2 separate regions of the Homo sapiens genome follow, and region 2 is linked to region 1. A link is an interaction called in ENCODE POLR2A ChIA-PET data of the cell type or tissue named here. Cell type or tissue: A673. All regions are shown on one strand.

The links. ChIA-PET counts read pairs that join two places held together with the same protein. Peaks named below come from ENCODE experiments on the same cell type or tissue, not always from the same donor. Only the 100,000 strongest peaks of a DNase experiment are listed, where the experiment ranks them.
Region 2: POLR2A ChIA-PET joins it to region 1 with 11 read pairs; 2 of 35 experiments call an interaction of 5 or more read pairs at or near these places.

What each region holds. Positions count from the first base shown.
Region 1 is chr6:131,008,041-131,010,540 of GRCh38, reverse strand. All of the region lies in intron 1 of EPB41L2 (erythrocyte membrane protein band 4.1 like 2), which reads left to right. Among named protein-coding and RNA genes, the nearest start is that of EPB41L2, 54 kb to the left of the region's middle. In A673, no CTCF peak of the experiment used is centred here; no DNase peak of the experiment used is centred here.
Region 2 is chr6:131,386,504-131,389,003 of GRCh38, reverse strand. All of the region lies in intron 3 of LOC105378005 (a long non-coding RNA gene), which reads left to right. Among named protein-coding and RNA genes, the nearest start is that of ARG1, 190 kb to the left of the region's middle. In A673, no CTCF peak of the experiment used is centred here; a DNase peak (open chromatin) is centred at 1,133; H3K27ac peaks cover 2,266 bases.

The sequences.
Region 1 (2,500 bases):
CTTGGGAGGCTGAGACACGAGAATTACCTGAACCCAGGAGGCAGAGGTTGCAGTGAGCCGAGATTGCACCACTGTACTCCAGCCTGGGTGACAGTGTGAAACTGCGTTTCAAAAAAAAAAAAAAAATTAATTAATTCTTTATTTCTATCAGGAAGAAAGGAGTTGCAAAGCAATAGAAATGGCCCTTGATGTCCAGCAGTGATTGTACAATGACAGCACTCTTGTAGCACCTGGAATTCTGGGCAGTGCTTCTTACTCTGTCTTTGGGCAGACATGCTTCCTTAGCCTTCACTTCTACTGGCCCTTGAATTTGAAGAAACACAGCTCCATTTTACTCTGGGGTTTATATGCTTATGTGCATTAGTGTTACCATTAGTGACTTGGGTTAGAATAAATAGTAACTCTATAATGTAAATGTTTTGTTTTTGTTGAATTACATGAAAGCATTAATTAGACACTTGAATTCAATCTAGAGATAATTGTGGGAAAAGCTGTTTCTTTCAGCGAAAGGCCCACTAACAGAGCATTGGTGCTTATCACTTGTGGCCATGTCACTGGACTTGTCCCTGGCAAATTGAACATGCCTGATTGCACAGATGTTTGCATGGTTGAACAAATTATATTTGGACAATAAACTGTTAGGCCCATCAGTGATTACGGTGGCAGAACATAGTTGCATATGGACTGATTTGGTAAGAGAATTAAGAGAGAATATTACCAAACATTTTCATAAAAGGGGAGAAAACAAAAGCACTCTCTGAAAGTAAATTTTCCTGTATTTAATGGTTATGTGGCCTTCAACTTATTAATATTACTGGGGCAGATTTACCTTTTTTTTCTAAATGACTAGTTTGGTTTTTTTTTTTTGGTGGGGGTGGGTGACAGTTTGTTAAACAGAGTTTAGATTTTTCCTATTGGAGGATAGCTGTGGTTGGATTATGGCTGGGAATATGGGAACATCCAGTTACCAGTGTTACATCTTTTTAAGTCTATAATTTTTTTTTGCTTTATGTACAGGTGTGAAATATGTACAGGTACGAAATAAGTTTCTAAGAGCCTGGGAGTGTGGATTGAGTAGGGAATTCTCATAGGATTTCTGAGAATTGCTAAGGGTCTGTGTATTAGTCTGTTCTCATGCTGCTATGAACAAATACCCGAGACTGGGTAATTTATAAGGAAAAGAGGTTTAATTGACTCACAATTCCACATGGCTGGGGAGGCCTCAGGAAGCTTACAATCATGGTGGAAGGCAGCTCTTCACAGGGCAGCAGGAGAGTGAATGAGTGCCGACTGAAGGGGGAAAGCCCCTTATAAAACCATCAGACCTCGTGAGAACTCACTATCACAAGAACAGCTTGGGGAACTGCCCCTGTGATTCACTTAACTCCACCTGGCCCCACCCTTGACACATAGGGATTATTACAATTCAAGGTGAGATTGGAGTGGGGACACAGAGGCAAACCATATAATTCCAACCTGGTCCCTCCCAAATCTCATATCCTCACATTTCAAAACACAGTCATGTCCTTCCAACAATCCCCCAAAGTCTTAACTCATTCCAGCATTAATTTCAAAGTCCAAGTCCAAAGTCTTATCTGAGACAAGGCAAATCCCTTCGGCCTATGAGCCTGTAAAATCAAAAGCAAGTTAGTTAATCCTAGATAAAATGGGGGTACAGGCATTGGGTATTTACCATTCCAAACGGGAGAAATGACCAAAACAAAGGGGCTACAGGCCCCACCTAAGTTTGAAATCCAATAGGGCAGTAATTAAACTTTAAAGTTCCAAAACGATCTCCTTTGACTCCATGTCTCACATCCAGATCATGATGCAAGAGTTGGGCTCCCATGGCCTTGGGAAGTTCCACCCCTGTGGCTTTGCAGGGTACAGCCCCACTCCCGGCTGCTTTCATGGGCTTGCATTGAGTGTCTGTGGCTTTTCCAGGGACAAGGTGCAAGCTGTTGGTGAATCTACCGTTCTGGGGTCTGGAGGACAGTGGCTGTCTTCTCACAGCTTCACCATGCAGTGCCCCAGAGGGGACTCTGTGTGGGGTTCCAACCCTATATTTCCCTTCCGCACTGCCCTAGCAGAGGTTCTTTCTGAGAGCTCGACTTCTGCAGCAAACTTCTGCCTAGACATCCAGGTGTTTCCATACATCCTCTGAAATCTAGGTGGAAGTTCCCAAACCTCAATTTTTAACTTCTGCGCGCCCGCAGGGTCAACACCACGTGGATGCCACCAAGGCTTGGGGCTTGCACCTCTGAAGCAATGGCCTGAGCTGTACCTTGGCCCCTTTTAGCCACCACAGCTGGAGCTGAAGCAGCTGGGATGCAGGGCACATGTCCAGAGGCTGCACAGAGCAGGGGACCCTGGGCCCAGCCCACAAAACCATTTTTCCCTCCTAGGCCTCTGGGCCTGTGACGGGAAGCACCTGCTGTGAAGGTCTCTCACATACCCTGGAGACATTTTTCCCATTGTCTTGGGATTAACATTTGGCTCC
Region 2 (2,500 bases), 380 kb before region 1:
TAATTTCCTTGAAGCGTATGACTCATTTTGTCACTGTTCCACAATCCTATAAGGGGCATGTATAGTATGCAAGTGATGTGCTACATTCTGAAGAGAAAACAGGAATCAGGTACGGTCACCACCCTTGAGCAGCTCGCCACCCCACGGGGAGACAGATGTGTCTAACAGATTCAGAGCAGAGACAGCTGTGTCAAGATGGGAGGAGCACTGACCTGGGGCGACAGAGGTGACAGATGCCGAATCAGCCACGGAGCCACACAAGAGGGGTATTTACCCCATGTCTCCACAGACAATTAGACATCTTCCAGGACCGCATTGAACAGAAATAGGAACAGATTCATCTTTGGAGTCAGGAGGAAGGAAGGAAGGAAAGGATAGGCACTCACTGAGGTTAGCTTAGAAGTGGGGACCAGGGAAGAAAATGGATGGTGATTAGACCCGAGGACTTCTGTTTTCTCTGATGGATGAGGCGAGTTTATTCCTTGAGGAGGACAAGCACTATGCTGTGGAGTGCTCCCTAAGACCTGGGTGTGCTGTCAGCTGGTGGCTTTCAGTTCCCAGTCCCTGCTGGAAACCCCTACCCATGTCCATGGCATGCAATCTAATTCTACAAACAGGTACTAATGTGTTGGGCATAGTGTTTAGCTATATTAGGAAGCTGCTGTTCCTCTTCTTCCTTGTAAATTTCTACCATGGAAGCTATAGTTTGGCTTTCATGACAATGCTTAGATACACACTGTTCTCCAGGGGAGGGAGCCTGAAGTCAAATGAATTGCTGCGTGGATTTTGTAAATTCATAGCAGACCCAATTGCTTGGAAGCCATAGTACTTTTTATTTATAAAAGCCAGGCTTTTTTGAGAGAAAAAAATAAAAGAGCTTTTTTATTTTTTTTAAGGGGAAGGGGATATTATTTTTGGAATTCTAAGAGCTTAACTTTGAATATAGAGCCAAAGCCTGGAAAATTGAAAGCATGTATTTTGCAAATAAGCCACGGAAAAGGGAAAGATGACAAAATAGTTTTTGCCAGATGGCATCCTCCTCAGCACTTTCTCCACCCCCCTCATCCCCGCCCCACACACACACTCATACCATCAAAAAGAATATCAGGCAGGATGATGCAGAGTTTTGTAATTTACTTTAAGTGCCTCTTTTGTGCAAGGCTCTTGGGGAACAAAAGACAATTCCCTTTCAGAAAAGAATCATCTAATCTGGCGAGGGTGATAGACAGGACCTCTCCACAGACACGTGAGGAGTGTCATTTGTCTTCTTCATACTGGCCATGACTTTGCTGATTCCTGGCTCTGTGCTTGGACTTCCAGAGACCATACAGCCTCTGATAGGATCTTCTAGAAATTTCCATGCACCTTTGATGAATTTCCAGGATGATTAGAAAAGCAACTTTATAGTATAGGCAGGTTGTTAAGATCACCTAAATAAGCTTGCCAATGTTGGGGGTCAGAAACCAATATCCCAGAATCTGACACTTTTCCATGCTGAACTGAAGAAGCCTCAAGGTCTTTCTGACCTTCCCTCCCTCACTCTCTCTCCCAAAACACAGGATGCCTTTATCTGCCTAAAGCAACCCACCAAAAGGAACAATTGTTTTTGTTTTTTCTTCCTCTCCCTGTAAAACCAAGACTGTAACTGTTACAGTACATAGCTAGTCAAGCACAAGCGGGGTGGGAGAGGGCTCTCCTGACCAACCAGGAATTTCACACTGCCTCTCTAAAATGATAATTGATCAGAGCAAGTGCAGGGAGAGGCAATTTCCCAATAGACACAAACTTGAAATTGGTCATTGGCAGCTTCTAATAAAATCTCAGGAATTGGGCAACTGGGCTCAAGCATGCGCATAAAGAGACGAAATGGCAGCGTATGGCCTTCTGGGGGCATTCTACCAGAAAAGGGAAGAACACCACATGTGAGCATGCATACAACTGCAGTACACACACTGCTCATGTTCACCTCCCACGTGTTAGCAGGCCACCACGCATGGGGGCGGCCCACTCCAAGGAAAGAATCATGGGAAAAGGGATTCAAGACTCCAGAAGTATGCCAGCATATAAAACCCAAAAGTCAAAAGGTCAAATGCCACACTCGTCCTTCCAGTCACCTATGTGGGTCTCTTCCAAGTGTACTTTCCTTCCTTTTGTTCCTGTTCTTAAGTTTTTTTTTTCCTTCTTATTTATTTATTTATTATTATTATTTTTTGAGATAGTCTTACTCTGTCGCCCAGGCTGGAGTGCACTGGCACCATCTCAGCTCACTGCAACCTCCACCTCCCGGGTTCAAGCAATTCTCGTGCCTTAGCTTCCCAAGTAGCTGGGACTACAGGAGTGAGCCACCATGCCCAGCTAATTTTTGTATTTTTAGTAGAGACGAGGTTTCCCCATGTTGGCCAGGCTGGTCTCGATCTGACCTCAAGTGATCCACCCGCCTCGGCCTCCTAAAGTGCTGGGATTACAGATGTGAACCACCGCGCCTGGCCACTGCTCTAAA